2 separate regions of the Mus musculus genome follow, and region 1 is linked to region 2. Evidence: chromatin loops called from intact Hi-C (ENCODE). Cell type or tissue: heart. All regions are shown on one strand. Each heading gives the region's core, and the rest is flanking DNA. Links, peaks and the distances in the headings are about the cores only.

Region 1 (9,939 bases), core at 1,014-9,013, 340 kb after region 2:
GGTAAAAAGATGAACTGTTGGTAGGTGCTAAAACATAAATGACACCAAAATAACTAAAAATTATCAAAATTAGTCATGAAAAATAAAGCCATAAAAGAATTCATGGTGCATGCAGCATATTTGAGTGTAGACAATTGTAGAACATGGACACTAATTTATAGTGCTTTCAAGGGTGAAAAGAGGAGGGTGCAATTAAAATGGGGCCACGGTGGGAGTGTTCACTGCTGGGGCTGAGGTGGTGCTCTTGCAAGTAGGTAAGTTATCAAAGCATATATTTAAAATTCATAGTTTATTATATGTAAATGACCCCAAGAAAGCTGTGTACACAAACACACAAAGCAGATGACAAGGGTGACAGAAGAGGCAAACAGGACCCACAAAATTCACTTAGAAGATCAAAGCAGCAGGAAACCCAGAGATACTCTAGAAAAGTCACCAAGGAACCAACCATGTAGCTGATAGCAAACAAGGAAGAAAACAGTAGTAAAAATGCAAATAAAAACTCGATGCTGTTTTTACTGTCTGACTGACAGGTGTACTCCAAGACAGGTTTTCCTAATGAACAAAATGAGTAAGATAGGTATGTACTTAATCATATACAACAGTTGTCCTATACTATTTAAATAAATTATCTGTGTGTGTGTGTGTGTGTGTGTGTGTGTGTGTGTGTGTGTGTGTGTGTGTGTGAGAGAGAGAGAGAGAGAGAGAGAGAGAGAGAGAGAGAGGCAGCCTTGCTGTCCTGGAAACTTCCTATATAGGACAGAGAGGCCTCAAAGTCACAGAGATCTGCCCTCCTCTTGGATGCTGGGCTTAAAGGCACAAGACACCACACCAAGGTCTAAAATATTTAATGGGCATAAAACATTGGACTTTTAAAAGTAATCATTTATGTGATAATACCACCTGTAAAAATTATAGGCCTTTGATATTCATACACAACTTCATCTATGTCAACAGAAGAGCCAGCCAATACCCAGCATTCTCTGCAGACTATGTTGGCCATGTCCAGAGGACAGACAGAGCCCTGAGAGAAGGCCAAGGACTACCCCAACTGTCACTGACAGGCATTTCTCTGTAGCAATTATCTATTTCAGCGCAAAAGTCATCACTCCCTATAGGTTTGTGTGTGTGTGTGTGTGTGTGTGTGTGAATTTGACTCTAATGTTCTTGTATTTAATTTAGTCATATTTCTAGAGTGATAAGAATATTTACTTCTCCTTTAATTATTCAAAGATAGCTTTAGAAAATAAGCAAGTGTAAAGCTGTAGAAAACCACCTAAAGAAAAGTGTCCCATGGGCTGGAATCGGGACGGTCTACCTCTACGGGGTGGGTGGGTTTCAGGCCGAGAAGTCAACAGAAAAACATGTTCCATGATTTCTGTAGTCTTCACATTGAAATTGTGCTACCAGCCTTTAGCTGCTTTCTTGCTGCAGGTAAAGCTGCATCTACAAACAGTCTGGCATGCTAATTTCCCAGATTTTCTGAGCTTTGTATTTGCAAACTACAGTTTCCTCTAACCGAGTGAATGAGCAGTCAAGGACAGTCAAGAACACATGTACTGGTGTCAGTAACAAGCTAACAGGCCTTAACTATCTTTTCTCTTACAGTTTTGATTCAACTGGATTTTTAAAATATTACAATACATTAAATATGTATTATGTTTTCTCTTTCAAAGAATTCCTAACTGGTAAAAACAGAAAAAGGCAGTGACAAAGTATGTTTCAAAATATTAAGATATATTTTACAATGTATTGTGAATTATAATTGTGAATTAAAATATTCTAAGTGGAGTAAAAAACAGAACTGCAAACTCTGGTGTTTGTTTCTATGGTGCCCTGTTAACATTTTATACAAACTCTTGGACTCCAAGCAGCCAAATCAGCACCCTCCTATGCTGTTAGCACCTCTAGTTCTATGAGGAGTTGCGCATTTACAGTCTGCAGACATAGTCACAAAGTGTACTAGACTACACTCCAAACAGAAACTGCTGGGAAGTTCTTCAGCTCCCCCACCCCCACCAGGAGATCTGCTTAAGACATATGCCTTTCTCACTGTAAAACAGTTGGTGATAGATGATTTTGGATTATCCTTCAAGCTGTATGCTTGTAACTATCTGCAGGTTACCACGTTACTTTTAGGTTCTGGTTAGAGACCATGCTGTAATTAGACAGCCCTATTTCTGCATTGTATCATTTTTCTTCTTTATACCAATGTACTTTGTATGTTTAAAACTTAGGTCTGATCTAACCTGCTATGTTAAAGCTCACAATTTTAATATTCTTATCCATACCCTTTCATCTCTTTCTGAGACATCCTTACATGCATGCATTATAGCAGGCTTGGAAAATACAGAGACTCCTTTTTGGGGTTCCGACTTCTTGGAGCTGAGCCAGTTACTGCAGGGAGCTAAGCTGCATGGCAGAGGAATGCACAGGGGTCACGAACCTGCAGGTGGCAACTGTATTTGTTTGATTGTTTTGAAGCCTATCCTTACAAGCTGTCTGCAAATCCCCTGCAGGAGGTACTATTCCCTTCCTGCTGTCTTCCTAGCCACATGGCACTCTTCAGCTGACAGTGTGTGGCATGCATTGCTACAGGAAAACCACTAGAACTCCCTGCTACAGCCTGGCTCATGGACTCTATTCATATCTAGCCCTCACATCTTGCTTTATGGTTTCAGTTATCATTACATAAAATATGGAGGTATAATAAATAAAGCATGTATAATTTTTATTTCACAGCTTAAAAAGCAGACGCATATAAAATTGGAAACTATGTGTTGAGGGTTGGGCAGATTGACAGTGTTTGTCAAGAGGCTCAGTCCCTCTGCAGATGCTCCTGCCATGCTGTTGTCTGCTTTGGGCTGTATCATTCCTTTAGAAGGCACACCTGTAAGCATACAAAGGCCCTGCTGTTTACACTCAAGGCCATCATGTACATGAAAATTTTCATATTTCCTTAGTCACTTAATGGTCTGGGCTTTGAAAGTCAAGAATCCATTATGTGAGAAACAGTAAATATTTCAGAATACAGGAAAGCAGTTTTGTCAGGCCTTCATCATCATGGTAGCTTTAATTTATAATTTCTTATAATAGGGTAAAAATCAATATTTAAAACTCCATCCTACAATCAGTACTACCTGTTATGGTGTGTTGGACTGTGAAAGGCAGTCTGTGTTCTGGTTGAGCGAAGCTTACTCCGGAGACCCAGTAGTAATTCTACAAGGGACGGAATAGTGAGCCACATTCCCAGACACAGGCACCTGACAACATGAGTCCTCAACTCCATAATCCTGTGACTATTGTCACACAGGCAATGTCCCAAGCTCCAGGTATTCTGGCTACAGTCAGGTAAGCTCCTCCCCCAGTTACCTAGCCACAGCAAGGTAGTACAGCACACTATAAAGGGGGCTGCTTGGCCCTTCCTCTCTCTTGCTTCTCTTGCTTTCTCTCTAGCCCTCTTGTTCCTTCTCTCCCCCTCCCTTCTCCCCTCTCTCCACGTGGCCATGGCCTGCCTCTACTTCTCTACCTGAAGCCATAGACTGCCTCCTTTCATCTAGACTCGCAGTGCTGGAGCGATGGAATAAGGCCTTCCCCTAAGAGCCTCCTCTAATCTCCCTCAAGAAGGCCTTTTAGCGTTTCCAGCTGCCAGGCTGGACCAAAGACCGTCACATGCGTGGGAACTACCCAGTGCCTTCTACCCCTGCCCCTTCTCCCTTTGGCCTCAGGGCAGAATGAGCTGCCCGCAGTGCCCCCACCCATTCTCAGCTCTTCTGTAGTATCCAGCGATGTCCTGCGATGCCCCGGAGCTAGAACCTGTCGACCCTGGCTTCCTTGAGGCCCAGGGACCCCGGACTGCTCCCTCTCCATCCCCGCAGACTGGGGTTCCGTGGCTTCCCACAGCCAAACGCCCACCCGGGCAGCATGGAGAGTGCACGGCAGTTCCCCCGGTTCCCCGCATCTGTCCGCCTAGAGCCCCGGAGCTCTGGTGGGACGTGGGTCATTTCTCCCATCCCCTTTATTTCCCCACGACTGGCGCCCGACAATGGTGTAATTTTCTGAAAGGATGAAAATTATAATATCTGAATTGGACTTTTAATCACATATGGAAGACATTAAATGATACATACGCTGTGGGTATTAAATTTATATCACCTAGGTATTATCCTGTGAAGACATTAGTCAGGCAGCCTGAAGTCAAATGGTAGTTTTACCCACAACTCTGTGACCTTAGGAGAGTTACTTCATTCTGTGGTGCCTTGGTTTCATCATCCATTAATAGTGACAATAATGAGATTTTTTCTCAAGTATTTGGGAAGTATTCTATAAGAAAGTACTTGATCTTAGCTATGACTGCCACTGTTCTCAATAATCCCAAATTCACTAGTGGTGCCATCTTATATTTTCATAAAATTCAAGAAATAACTCTTGGGCTGGTGAGATGACTCAGCAGGTAAGAGTACTGACTGCTCTTCTGAAGGGCCTGAGTTCAAATTCGAGCAACCACATGGTGGCTCACAACCACTTGTAATGAGATCTAACGCCCTCTTCTGGGGTGTCTGAAGACAGCTATAGTGTACTTATGGATAATAATAAATCTTTTAAAAAAGAAAAAAGAAATAACTCTATTCTGTAAGAAGTTTAATTCTTAATGCAAACACACACTGCCAAAGTCTATGCTAAACACAGTGCCTTATAAACACTATAGGCAATTAGCAACTTGAGAGATGGGGTCTCTAGCCTTGGAAGCTCTGTGTACCCAAGGATGACCTAGAAGTCATGACCCTCCTGTCTCTACCTTCCAAATACTGGGATTCCATGCATGTGCCTCCATGCTTGCCTGTAACAGAATTTTATGAACTTAAATGTGTCTATGTCCCTGAACTATGGGAGAGCATGCCACACTGTGAAAAATAAAGCTACCAGCATGACAAAGCAGATCACCGGTCTATTTCTGACTAGATCGTTTCCAGATCACTGAATTCCAGTTCTAAAGTCCTTGTAGAAGTCATTGTAGAAATGGCTTTTAGTTTGACTAAAGGTTGTCGGGTGTGTAATCACCTCTGTAAACAGGAGAAAGGACCAGCAATGAGCAGGTAAACTGAGTCCAACCCTTGGGTTTACAGCTCAAGTGAGCCTGGTGCATAACAGGTGCTGGGAAAGGTCTGCACTGCCACAGAAAGGGACACTGCCACCTAGTGAGAACTCAGGCTCATTACCTGGGGTTAGCAATTTTAAGAGGTTGCCAAACAGACTTGACTCTACTTAACATACACAGTCATGTATGTCAGCATTCAGGCTAGGTGCTGATAATAAACAAATAAACAAGCCTACATCTTTGCTTCCTACAAGGTATAAAAATTCCACAAAAATTACATATTCCAGAGAAACTGATACTATAGAGAAAAGTTTTACCATTTGAAACCTAATATAGCAGGTCGTTTGCTAATAAATTTAGAAGGCAAATAAGAGTATAAATTTTGGCTGAGCGATAGTGGTGTATGCCTTTGATCTTAGACAGAGGCAGGTGGATCTTTGAGTTCCAGGGTAGACTGACCTATGGAGTGAGTTCCAAGATAGCCAGGGCTACAAAGAGAAGCCCTGCCTCAAATAAACAAAACAAAACAAAACACAAACAAACAAAACATAAACCAGTTCTCAGTGATTCAACTCCTAGATCCTGTAAAACTGTAAAAACACTTATGTCATAAAACCATAGTGAAAAATTTTAAACAGATATATTCATAGTGTTAATACATAGTGCTGTTAGGTACTAATAATTCTTAAATGTGCAAAAACATCCTAGAGACATAAGTAGACAAACACTGTTTAATAACAGAATATTTATTGCTAACGCCTGGCTTCATGGAGTTAATTCAGCAGAAACCGTTTCTCTGAGATGTACTTTGTTGTGGGAACCCTCGATGCACATTATTTGTGGTACGCGGTGACTAAACTTTGTATTACTAGATGATTAACCCTTTCAAAATCAGACAAATAAAACTGCCTTCTGAAAGTAAAAATTACACTTCTTACAAAAAAAAAGCAAAACTTCAGTAGAACGAGGGACTCAAAGACCACAAGCTGAACATGCGCTCAGCAGGAGAGACCCTTGCTGACTCTCACAGATTCTGCTGGGACGGAAAGACGGCTGATACATTTAGCTACCACTGTGGTCTCGCTTGGAGCTGATTTAACTTACAAAAAAAAAAAAAAAAAGAACTTGCTTCTTTTTCCTTGAATATTTCAGAAGCTATTTTAAAAGTAACTTAGCTGTTCTGTTTCTTTTGAACTTTTTATCATTAAAACTCAGTAAAACCACATGTGAACTTCATTCTGAGAAAACACAGTTTGAGCAAAATATCCATGTGTTAAAAAAATATAGGGCAAAACTGTAATAGGTTAATTAAACATTAAAAATTTTAGTAAAAAACTAATGATTATTTGAACTACTGATTGTAGCCTATATTCAATGAGTAAAACACTCAGAGACTAAAATAACTCTCATTTGTTTTGTACCTATACCACTAAAAAGAGTTGTGCCAGATTTTAGATGTCTTGAAGTTATCTTACTTCTTCCTAAGCTTCCCCTTTTTAAAAATAGGCGACAAAGAGCCTGGGAAATATGGTGAAACATTTTGAGCTTTAAACATTTTTTTTTGGCAAGGTATATGCATTTATCAAAAATTGTTTTAAATGTGTTACATAAAATAAGTAATTCCATATTCTGTTATTCTCATATCATCATTTCTGAGATGCTCACCCAAATCCATGCTCCTGCATCTAAGACAATGTGGCTCTAACGTGCGTTAGCTGTGTGTATTAAATGCAATACAGTTGGCCAGGTATGGCATCCGGGTTAGTGGATAAATGGAAAAGGCTGAGTAACGGTGTAAAGGGAGAAACATCATCTTCTCAACTCCACAGACAAGTGCTTGTGAGCACGGTAAAGTGTGGATTCCTGTACCCTGACTGGCTACTGGTAGATGAGCTTTATAAACACAAGTGTTAATTCTGGGTCTTCTAGTAGAGCGCCTTTCACTTCACAAGGCTCCCTCACAGCCACCGGCTCATTCCTTGGAGCTCTTGATGAAAGGATGGAGGGTCAGAAGGGCAGGGGGCATTAGCCAAGGTCCCTAAAGTGACCACAACAGGAACCTGAGCTCCATGCCACTGTCCAGCTAAAGCCACTTGCTCTTCTGAGTCAGAAAGCCCTTCTAGCAACAGGAAGCTACTGAAGGACAAGACAGAGCGGAACTTAGCTAATCTTTGCAGTGAAAATTTCAAAAGTCTAAAAGAAAGCAAATTATAAACTGAATGAAGATGGTTGTGAAATCTCCTAAGAGTCTGAGGCAATAACTGTGCTTTCTTTTCCTGGAGAATAGTTCCAATTGTACAGTAATGGCCATGATTCTCCTTGTCTATGGGAAAAGTAGGATGGGGCAAACAGTTGTTTCAGGGTACTCATTACAATGAGACAAGACTGGGCGCTGACTGAAGAACTCAGTAACAGATGCAGTAGCAGCCCTGCCAACAGCTGCTAATGAATGGAAATGGCAGGCATTGCCTGGAAACTCTATCACTAGCAACAGCATCTTATAAACTTGGGTATAAGTTGCAGAAACCATTTCTTCTCTATAAGGATCAGTAAGATAAACCTTCTTTTTCTGCATTCTTTAAGACAATTCACTGGAAAAATGCATAATGCACTCTGTACCATGAACAAAACCTTCAGGTTTATGATAGCTCAATTGTCTAATCACATCTATCAGAGCATTAGATAAGCCAACATGTAGTGATTTAATAAATTTAGCTTTGTTATTCCATTGAAGCATTTGTTCATAGCTATATTACTATAACATATACAAATGTATGCCGACATGTGTATAAATAGCATGCATGTATGCTATGCTAGCTTACAAAAATACTGAATCATGTTATGTCATAATCAACTAAAGCAAAGAAACTAATAAAGATCTTATATTTTTATACAACTATATATGAAGGTTATAAAATATTGATTTTTGAGAAAGATTAACAACTAGAAAAGAAAAATACTAATTTCAGAATAGAAAATAAGTATTTAAGAAACAAGATAAACCCCAATTATTCTCAGAATGCATCTTAATTCCTAAAAAAGTAGATCCAAAGTTTTATCATCCTTACGGTAGGCATACGGAATCTTTACAGTTGAGAACATCAGACTCCATTTTCATCACAGTTAAAAATCTATCTATCTCTTATATTAAATTTTCCTAACTAAAATTTACCAAAGCTATTTGCTTAAAAAAAATAAAATCACAGAATATGAAATTAGGTTAAACCAGCTTGCTGTCTTGTAATCCTAAAACTCAGGAGCCAGAAACAAGAGGGCTGCCTTAAGTTCAAGGCTCCCTAAACTTACAAAATACATTCAAAGCTAGCCTGAGCTACAGAGATCCTGTCTCAAAACAAAACAAAAAAGTCAAAACACATAAATAAAAACCTCCAAACCAAACAAATCTCCTAACATACAAATAAGACCCAAATAACAAAACAACTCACTATGCAACTAAAACATTTTTAAAGTTCATATTTTGTGAACCACTTAAATTAAGTTGATACAGTCCTAATTCTATATGGATTTCATTTATTTATTTTGATTCCAACACAGTACAGTCATGTGTTTTCTTTTTCTTTTTTTTTTTTTAAGATTTATTTATTTATTATATGTAAGTACACTGTAGCTGTCCTCAGACACTCCAGAAGAGGGAGTCAGATCTTGTTACAGATGGTTGTGAGCCACCATGTGGTTGCTGGGATTTGAACTCCTGACCTTCGGAAGAGCAGTCAGGTGCTCTTACCCACTGAGCCATCTCACCAGCCCCACATGTTTTCTTTTTAAGACAGGTTTTTATATAGCCTAAGGTAGGTTTCAAACCAACACACAACAGAGGATAATCTAAACTTCTGACACTCCTGTTTCCACTGTGAGCCTAGGTAGTAGGCGTTTACACTAGGTTTACACTAGGCCCACCCTAGCTATGCACCATCATATCCAATTCCTGTGGCGTTGGTAGTCAAAGGCAAGGCTCCACACATGCTAGCTAGGTCAGTACTTTATCAAGTGATCTCTAAGGCAGCCTCGTTATATGCACTTTTGCTAACATCTAAATTCCATGCTCATAATGCATAGAAAATAATGAAATGTTCAAACATCCTAGAAACAACCTATGCCATCTTGTGGCTCTTTCATATAATATATTCAAAAAGGCTATGTTACTTGAAATAATTATTAATAGATTTTATAGTGCTCCTGATTCCTGGCCCATTATAAATGTAAACATTACTTCATTTACATCAAGTAGTGGACTTACCCTGGAAATCATAAATATAAAGAAGAATCGGCTCGCTCTGTCCAAAGGCACAGAAGGCAACCATATTCTCCAGGGGGTGGTAAGAGATGTCTCGGATTGTGGACTTGAATGGCAGGTCAGAGTACATTGCCACTTGTTCTCCTGAGGAAAAGAAAGGCAGCAACTGTACGACAGCACACGCTTCTCATCCAAGGGTATTCTGTATCCTCGTGAAGATATTTGGAGTAATGATGAGGCTTCCATTATTTACATGAAACAAATACTTCTAGGTATTTGAGTGCCACTGTGGTGGATACTTATCTGCACTCTGTATTCTGCTGGCTTCTTTGTAGGTTTAGCTCACTCTCTTCAATGTTTTGTGGAACAAAGTACATAGGAAGTGTTCTGATGGAAACGGAGAGGTGTGTGTGACTGAGAAAAGTGTGCAAATTGTAGCTAACAAAGAATTTGGCAAAAGTGGGGAGGGATTATAAAACTCGTAATTGAGGAAACTCAGGTGAGTTTCTATTTTATTTTTTTCTCCTGGAGGCTGAGGTGCTAACTGCTTGAAAAGCTGCTAGAAGATGCCACCAGTGGATGTCAT
Region 2 (9,939 bases), core at 907-8,906:
ATAGTTCTTTTGTTTACATTACCCAGAAGATAAAGCATATGGCCCATCAGAGTACTTTTCCCAGCATCAACATGACCTAAGGAAAATTGATTCAGGGTTAATACTAGGTACATTTCAGATGCTCACATTGAGGCATTGCAACACTAATTCAACAGCGTGCGTCAGTATTTAGTATAACAAACACCAATTTCTATCAAGGTTAAAACACCTAAATGGGGGAGGGGGTGAGGACTGCACACACAGTTTTAGAGAGGGCAAAGTTTCCCTTTTTTGGGGGGGGAGATGCATCCCATTTTCAAAATGTTCACTACATAAAACTGCCACAAGCTAAGTCCGATGATGCCCTCCTTGGTAACGCGGCCCCATTGCACCCTGGGTGACCAGAATGCATTATGATGCAATGCCTCTTTGCTTTATTTAAGCCTACACTGCTCCAAGAGGCTGGGCGCCTCCTGCCGCGGTCCTGCTAACCCGGCGGGCAGAACAAGGGCATACCAATGACCACTAAGTTGAGGAGCTGCTTCCCGCCCTGCCGCTTTTCCAATTCCGCTTTCACGTCTATCTGCTGCCTCAGCTTGCCAGACTTTCTCACTGGTGTCGGAGTGGAGCCCAGCTCTTCTGATGTTTGAAGGGAAGGAGGTGGGAGGGCAGATTTTGGAGTGCCGGTCTCAGGAATGTTAGGAGAAGCTACGCTCACATCATCACCAGGAGGCCCTTTGTGAGGAGCGCGCACACTGAGTCCATTTTCCTCAGAAGTTAAGCTGCAGAAAGATGAGAAAAACTGTGAGAAAGTCATTTCAGACACTGCCCAACTGAGTCAGGGGGCAGGGGTATCTCTTGGCAACCCCTGATATTCTGGGTCTCAGGTCTGTCAAGCTGGAAAAGAGAAGTGACCAGAGCCAATCCACACAAACGAACACTGGGAACCCTAGGTGTCTACTAAACATGAAGACTCCGCCCTGGCAGACAGCAGGCAGCAACGCTGCTGCATCCTAAGAGGTAAACACAGCTTTAAACTTTCAAATGTCTCTAAGATCTAAAAATGCCCATTCTGGGCCCAGGCCTACACCCACTGCTAGAACGGCAAGAATAAATTGGTAACAATGTTTCAGACACTTTGTCATATAATTTTATGATCTTAATTAACTTGATTTCTTATTTCTAAACGACCTTTCCAAAAGTGGAACCATCTGTTTATAAATCTAAAGGAGTAATCTCCTTGACTTGGACACTAAGACTTACCAGACTGTGTACTGACTATCTGTCCTGCACTTGATGTCTCAATCAGTTCTACTTACATGTCTAGAGGTAGAGTTACAATTCTCAGTATTAGTAAAGCAGACTGTGCTCTAAGCAATGAGTTACCTCTTACACATGTACATGGAGAGAAATGAATTGCCAGCGTGTATTTTACATTCTCTCATCCAAGTTCTAGCTTAGTTTAGCTTCCACAGTCAGTCAGAATCAGGAATGTGTATTTGTGATGTTATGGCCAGGACTGGGTGTATATGCAATGGTATAGCCAAAAATGAATTTTTGGATCAAATGGGCTTTCAAGAAAACTCAACACATTATAAATGTGATTTCTTGAACTCTTGGTAGCTTTTGTTTTCACATGTGTGTGTAGGTCGAAGAACAGCTAAAGGGTGTTGGTGGTTCTCTTCTTCCACCAGGTGGTTACTGGGAATCACAGGCAGCAAGGCTTCTAGCAAACACGGCTACCGTCTCCCTGGGCCATCCGCATGGTCATTGTTTAGGGTCTATCATTCTGAGAAAGCATGGCTGTTATATGCTTTTCTGTTATATATGTCTGGACTCTTTCTGAGACAGAATGTAGTGAGTCACTGGCTGACCTGACACTCAGGACATAGTCAGCCTAGAACGCATGGTGACCTGCCTGCCTCAGCCTCTAGAGCACTGGTGTGGCGGGGGTGTGCCTGCTAGGTCTGCCCTTCATACTTGACTTAATCCGAAAAGTAATTTGCTCATTTAAAAGTCAGAAAAAGGGCAGGGTGTGGTGGTTCATGCCTTTAATCCCAGCACTTGGGAGGCAGAGGCAGAGGCAGAGGCAGGCGGATTTCTAAGTTCAAGACCAGCCTGGTCTACAAAGTGAGTTCCAGAACAGCCAGGGCTACACAGAGAAACCCTGTCTCAGAAAACAAACAAACAAACAAACAAACAAAAACCAAAAACAAAACAAAAAGTCAGAAAAAAGTTGAACTCAGGTTAAACAACCTATACATTTTAGTTTTTCATGTTCCATTATTCAAGAAATATTTGTCCAGTGTTATTCGTGTGTCCATGTCTGTCTGCTTATGTTTTTAAGGCAGTTTCATTATGTAGCCAAAGCTGGTCTAAAACTTAGGCTCCCCTGCCACAACCTCTAGAGTATTAGGATCGCAACTGTGTAGAATGCCCAACTTCAGTATTATATATTGTGTGCTGTCAGACTACCAGAAACCTCTAATAAATTATCTGTATGTTAAATGATATTTCAAATCATTTGATCTGAGAGGATCCTGTTAATCGGAAACACTGTGACTAAAAGCCTGAAATTAAAAAAAAAAAAAAAGAACTAGAATACATTGTAATATATCTGACACACTATATATTATGATTAACTTGTATACATATAGCAAATGTTCAAACACTCCCAAAGGCTGGGGCTCCTGTGTCTAGACATAGTGCTGAGACATGAAATCTGAAAATTCGAGTCTACTAGAATAGTCTAAGAAAGACAGCTAGGACATGGTAGCCCATGCTCGGACATGGTGGCACATGCTGTCTCAAGCACCAAAAAGAAACAAGTCATTGATGGTAAGCTATGGACTGTGCGAAGGTGAACAGAGAGCTTAGCACAGTTGCAGAACTATTTACTCTGTGCTTTCCTTATAGATACCGCTCACCGCACAACACTGAAATCAATGGCAGGGCCTTTCCTCGTTTCTATGGTGTTTCTGACTTATCCAGATTATGACTCCTACAATGTATCCAATCCATCCCAATCTTTTCTTGGACATTTCATTTCTATATGAATTTTCCCACTGGGCCCTGTCAAAATGTTGACTCAAGAGACTTAAAAAAACAAAAAAAAAAGAAAAGCTTTACTACTTCGCAAATGTATGTTAAAATACTCTATATTTCCAAGGCTTTTGATTGGTAAGTATTTAACTGATGTCCTGTGATGAGCACTGTCTTCATGATGCATCTAGCACTGTGTGATCTCCTGGCCAGTGTTTGGGTTTTATGAAAGCTGTCCTTGGAAATGATCTTCTGTGGTTACTGTGTGTCCAGGTGCTGTTAGAAGCTCTGTGTAGATTTCCAATACAATGTATTACTTAAAGCTTATCTGCAAGCTGCTAAGACTTCGGAGACTCTCCAGATTGTGGCTGTGGCACCCTTAAAATAAGGGTTGTGTGTTTCAGTTATTTGCTCAATAAATGTCTCCCTAGCTGGACATACTGCTGCACACCTTTAATCCTGGCACTCAGGGAAGAGGCAGGTGGATCTTTGTGAATTCATGGCCAGTTTTGTATATGTAGTGAGTTCCACACCCTGTCTCAAACAAAACAAGAGACTTCCATAAAAGAATTAAATACAACTGAACACATTAAGGCTAAAAAGGGTATTTGTATTAATTCGACTCTATTTACAAGAGAAAAGGAAAACTTTTAAAATTGAACCAGAACTTAAAATTATCTGACTAGGTTAAAGTCGCAAAACAAAGATTATTTCACCCATTACCTAATTTGTACTAGAGGAATTCTGTCTCCTAGACCTGACTTATCACCACACTCAATTTGAAATCAAGTGAATAAAGTCTTACTTTTAAGTCCAAACACTGAACATTAAACAAGGGGACATATATTCCCATCTCCACAGATTTTTATAAAAGGAGCCAACAGTAAGGTAAATTCCTGAGACTGAATTTCACACGGCTAAAAATAAGTCATCCCTGCTAGTGTTTGCTGACGTCTGTTCCTTTTATGCTCTGGCAAATGAAGGATACATACCTTACAAAAAACCCTCTTTATTTGTTTTCTTTTTTATAAGACAGACCTCTGTCTGAGACCTCTAAGTAGCTGAGGATGGCCCTGAAGTCCTGGTCCTCCAGCTTCCACCTCCCAAGTGCTATCACAGCAGGTCCATGCCACAGGCCCAGCGAAAGTGGTATTTAGAGAATAGAAATGCTGACCAACTTTAAAGAGGCTAAATATTACATTGAGATGCATGTAACTCACTTCCCTTCTCCATTAAAGACTACTAGAAAAATTCTAAAGATTGATTTAAAAATACCAAGTATTATCAGTGTTGACAGTCGTTTTTTTCTAGATATCCCAAACTCTAGGAGTTTTTAATTGCATGTGTGATTGATACAGGGAACCATTTTATTCAGCATAAAAATTAAAAGAGGGGCAGGAGACATAGCTTACAGTGTACAAAGCGCTTGCTGTACAAACGTGAGGCTCTGTGTTCAGACCACCAGCACCCATAGGAAGGCTGGGCACGGTGGCTGCTGGGATTGCAAGCACACAGACCCCAAGGCTCCCTCCCTAGCAGCCGCCTTCTGTCTCCACAGTGAGACAATGACTGAGAGCATGCACAGCTCTTCAGAGGACCTAAGTTCATTTCCCAGCATCAACCTGGGGCAGATTCCTCCAGCTTCCTCTTCTGAACCCACAAGTACCTGTATTCACGTGCACATAACACACACAGGCACATTTACACAAAGTTAAAAAAAATCTTTAAAAATAGGTGAAGAGCAAGAAAGGAAAGCATCCATTAATCTCTGGCCATATGTTTAGATTGGTGAGTGCATATACACAAACTTTATGCATACACACACACAAATACACATACTTCATCCACACACACACAAATTTGTAAGCACACGCATTCTTACACTTATTACATCTACACACACAAATATGCAAACATACAAACACATAGTTGCAAAAAACTTCAAGACAGTATTTTTATTCTCTTTTTAATTTTTTTCCTTTAATGTATTTGCACATTTATGAGCTCCAAGTGTGTGTAATGCCTGCAAAGACCAGAAGGTGGCGCCAGATCTCCTAGAACTAGAGTTCCATAAGGTTGTGAGCCTCCATGTAGGTGCTGGGATTTGAACCTTAGTACTCTGCAAAAGCAGCCAGTGAGTGTGACTAACCACTGAGTCATCTCTCCATCCACAAAGCAGTATTGTAGCTATTGAGTCATTCAAAGACAAGGCTAAAATCAAAACCAACTTCTCAGCCCTGTCTGTCCTTTACTCTACACAAAGTCCATGAGATAGCTGAATTCCAGTGCTTTATTATGTAGAATTGAACAGGCTGCTCTAATCAACCCATAGGAGGCCATGGAGATTTTAAAAAGGGGTAGGGGCTTGCAAGTCTTACCCAGGCACTTCAAATCCCATGGTCTGCTTCTTCCCGGATACAGTCATTTTAGCAACTTTTGGCACAATTTCAGATTCACTCTGGGATGACCGAGATATAACTGATTTTCCTAATTAAGGAATAAAATATAAAAGGACAATTAATTTCCAGAAACATATGGCATATTATAAATTAGAGACTGTGATTGATTGACACAGACTTCACGCAGTGAGATAGAGTGAGGCCCATGCTGGGAAACCCCCGCCCTCTGGACACCCATGTTCAACCCACCAGATCGCTTTCAAATTTTGAGCTGACTGTTAAGTTTCAGTATTAAGAAACAAGGTGGTTTCTGCTCTGAGCCTTATTCCGACATTCTACCTAGATCCTCTACCTACCTCTGTGACCACACCCTTTCACAATACTAAAACTGTCTGGTCAGTTAGCAGATGGCTAAACTATTTTTGATTCATCAACTGATGAACAAGATGAAAATCTGCTGAAATTCTCTGGAACATTTCCTGTGTTTTACCTGCATAGAGCATTAGATACTGTGAGGTCTATGATACCCATAAATACAGGAGATGAGGACAATATAGAAAAATTAAAAGCATGAAGATAAGCTATGAGCTAGAGTATGAGTGTGCACATTTGACTCTTCATACATAACTCTCTAGTTTTAAAAATTAATTTTCAAGGAGTACCAACAGGAATGGATTCACAAAAACCTGGAAGCTACATGTTACACTACTAGTAAACACACCTATAGAGAGGACCATGTCAATCAGGAAAGATAAACTAATGCACAGACTCATGAAAACGCTTACTCTGTGCTCACTGTAGGCCAGGATTGCTGGAGATGCAAAGGTGAACAAGATGATGTGCTCAGAGAGTTCAGTCAGGGAACAGAAAACACATTTTAAAATATAAAGTTAAACTGTTGTCACCACTAGGAGGAGTTCATATATGTATAAGATGCGATGGCGGCACACATGAATTAGAGAGAGCCTCCCTAGACACGTGGGAGTTAGAGCTCCATGACAATCAATCAATCAATCAATCAATCAATCAATCAATCCACCAGTCAATCAAGAATAGGAGCATAACCAAAGCACAGTCCAGAAGGCAGTCTGGTCACTGAGCCGGCTGTAGGAGAAAGCTGTTCCGAGTGCCGAAGAGGTCAAACACACAGGACCACTGGGCCGGACAGCAGCCCCTCCTCCTGTCCTAGAGCCATGGCCAGCACGGGAAATGAGAGAAGATACAGTGACCACATGTGAAGACAACCATCTGAAGGTCAGGAAAACCATGACATCATACATCCAGAATCCTGACCACGCACCCAACAGCTTCACCCAAGTCAGGCAAGGCATGAACTGTAGCCTGCCTGCCTGCCTGCCTCTGTGGTTCATGAGCACATGACTGTAGGAGTGTTGGGGTAACCCATCCCCCTAGGCACACACAGTGACTCAAATGACTACATAGGTGTGCCTTTGTCTTTTCAATTGTTAGGTGCTGTGCTGGCAGGATATTTGGTATTGTCATTTCTTAGGCCCATTACCTGCTTTCTATATGAAAATGCGTGTCCTTCCTCACCTGCCCAATAGAAGATTCTCTGAGATTAGTATGTTAAAATGCAAGTAGCCAATTCGGGCCAAAAGGCAAGACATGGAGCTGGACCAGGCACTGCCCTGCTGCTGACTGGCTCAGACTGGATGAATAAGGATGAGGCTCTGTAGAATAAAGAGCTGGTGGATGAGGCTGGGTTAGGACCGGCAGTACCAGCAGTGCCATCAACTGGGGCAGGGAGGCCAGAAGCAAGAGCATGAGAAAGGCAGGGAGTGCCGTGTGGAGAGACACGGGTGGAGACTTAAGCAGCTCTCTCTAGTCAGGTGGGCTAGTAGAGAGACTGCCCAGCAAACAGGCCAACAGCCTTATACCATACAGACGGCTCCACATCTTTATTATTAGAACCCAAGTGGGGGCTCTAAAGCCCTGCGACAGAAGAGCATTAGAAATCTGGAGAGAGACAAGGGAACAAACCAGGGTGGTCCCATTACAAAGTCCTGAAAGTACTTTCCATTTAAGTGCACAGAAGCTGGGGGAGCCAGGGAGAGGTGACACCAAGAAAGGGAACAGAGGGCCTACAGCACCCCAGGACTCAAGGCTGCTGCTGATCAGGTGATAAGAGGCTGAAAACTCAGAACAACGTGGCTTTAGATAAAGGTCACTAGTCGATTACAAGAACATTTTAAAACAAAGGAAGTAAAAGCCAGAATAAGCCAAACAGCAGAAGGCATGTAAGAAAGCAGAGACATACACCCTATCTTTTCATCTGTGACTGTAAGTCACCATTCCTGACATCTTTCAAGTCTTAGTAATTCAACTGGAAGCAAAATCTGGCATGAACTAACATGAGGCTATGGGCAGCCTTTATTTCAGACACTCCAGGGTGGGAGGAGCAATGAGCTTGAGTAGAATCTGTTACTCAACCAGCAGGCTGGCAGACCCACGCTATGTGCATGCACTGCTTCTGTGAACCCGCGTGTTTCTGATATTCTGATGAGGACTACAGGTACACAGTGACTAACACTGCACAGCAGGAAGGGGAAGTGTCCAGGACCCCACTGGAAAGGAAACTGGAAAGGCTTGCTGTGCATGCTGCCAACACTCACACAGTTAAGAACACAGGAAGAGCAGGGTCCAAAGCACAGCCGACACCAAGGTGGGGCTGAAAGGGAAGGCAGAAGGCAGACATGGATGTCTGGGAACTAAATGATGAGACTTTCTCATGGATAACTTCCTTGTTTGTTTTGTTTTGTTTTAATATAATAGCTACTTTCCTGGTAAGACTGGAAAAAATGAGATTTAGGAAGAATTTTTAATAACAGAAGAATAGTGTTACACATAAACAGAAATGTAGCTGGGCATGGTGGCACACAATTTTAATCACAGCAGAGGCAGGAGGAGCTCTGAATTTGATGCTAGTGTGGTCTACGCAGTGAGCTCCAGAACAGCCAAGCTATGCAGAGACCCTGTTCAAAAAACAAAAGAAACACACACCAGGTGCTCAGAACCACGATGAGGGAACGTGCAGCATCTGCCTTTCTGCGACTGCCTTACCTCACTCAGTAGAATCTTTCTAGATCCATCCATTTACCTGCAAATGCCATGACTTTTTTAACAGCCATATAGTATTCCATTGTGAGTAAGTTAGACATTTTCACTGTCTGCCTGTTGAAGGACATGCAGCTGTCTCTATTTCCTGGCTCCTGTGGAGAGGGCAGCTCTGAGCCCTGCTGAGCAAGGGTCTGAGGAGTGCATGCTGAGCCCTTTGGGTGTGTGCCAAGAGTGGTGCAGCTGGATCACCTGGCTGAAGGTTCTCCAGATTGATTCATAGAGCGCCTGCACCAATCTGCATCCCCAATAATGAAGAGCAAGGGTCCTCTTTCTCCACAACCTCCCAGCAGGTGCTGTCCAGCCGCCTGTTCATCTTAGCTATTCTGACTGGGAGGAGGCGGAGCCTCACAACTGTTTTAATCTGCATTTACATGCTTTAGGTAATTACTAGTCATTTTTATTTTCTCTATCAAGATCTCTGTTTAGATTCTGAGCCCATTTTTAAATTGGATCATTTGTTTCCTTTAAATCTTTTTTTAATTCTTTGTACATTCTATTAATCCTCTTTCAGAGTCCGGTGAAGACTTTTTCCTCATTCGATTGTTTCGTTAGCTGTACAGAAGACTTTTAGCTCCATATCCTCAAATGCCAGTATATAGCATGGAGTATATAAGAATCCTAAAAACCAATCAAGTCTAAAGGACCACAGAGGTGGGGGCAGGGGCAGCAGGCACAGGTGACAAGAGGTAGGAAACAGTAGCAGGGAGAAGATGCGAGGTCAGTAAGAGAGAAGAGGAATAGTCAAACACAAAGCCATAAGGAGTAACTTTTATGTCTACCTAACATTATACTTGTACATGTAAGTGCATGCACACACACAGTTAACCCACTTAAACTATGCTTCCCTTAAAAACCATAGACTAACAAAAGCACTAGTACCAAGCATAAACTAGCTCCTTTGAAAGGGTTGGTCAGGGTAATCCAAATGACTCCCAGATAATATAGATTATAGATGTAGCTCTTGGTTGTTTCTCAGGGATTTGGGGTGGCTCTCTTGCTGAAGACAACACACACTATGGACACAGGCTCAGTTGACAGGAGCTGGATCTGACCCGAAAGCCTCTATCCTGTGACCTGGCTTCCATGGTTCCAGGAGATCATATGCAAGCTGCCAAAGGGCAGAGAGAGCAACTACACAGTCCTACCCAGCTTCAATCCCTGTGGACAACTACCAGCATTAAAGCCCATTCAACAAGAGAGAAATCATGTCTGGACCTAGTCAGCTCCCCAGGGCTCATGAGGTCATGAACCCTAACCCTAAAGAAGTAACTGTTAGCACCATTTTCCTACACTAGCTCAATTCCTTCCTTACTACACTCTGAATGTTATCACAGGGTAATGTGGCTACCATCCCTCAACACAGAAGCATCTTTTTACAGAA

What was found. Hi-C counts contacts between places; a loop is a spot of excess contacts. Peaks named below come from ENCODE experiments on the same cell type or tissue, not always from the same donor. Only the 100,000 strongest peaks of a DNase experiment are listed, where the experiment ranks them.
Region 1: a loop joins it to region 2, with 2.7 times the contacts of the local background. A loop is called at or near these places in 8 of 42 quality-filtered maps.

The regions. Positions count from the first base shown.
Region 1 is chr10:20,988,102-20,998,040 of GRCm38, reverse strand. It overlaps Ahi1 (Abelson helper integration site 1), which reads right to left. Exons shown (of 24, transcript NM_026203.3): 15 at 9,357-9,497. Among named protein-coding and RNA genes, the nearest start is that of Ahi1, 41 kb to the right of the region's middle. In heart, for the core only: a CTCF peak has its summit at 5,194 (motif pointing left); no DNase peak of the experiment used is centred there.
Region 2 is chr10:21,332,536-21,342,474 of GRCm38, reverse strand. Hbs1l (Hbs1-like (S. cerevisiae)) reads right to left here. Exons shown (of 18, transcript NM_019702.2): 5 at 5,400-5,508; 6 at 496-761; 7 at 1-76. It overlaps 4930455C13Rik (RIKEN cDNA 4930455C13 gene), which reads left to right and starts at 420. Exons shown (of 4, transcript NR_045352.1): 1 at 420-999. In heart, for the core only: a CTCF peak has its summit at 5,055 (motif pointing right); a DNase peak (open chromatin) is centred at 8,014.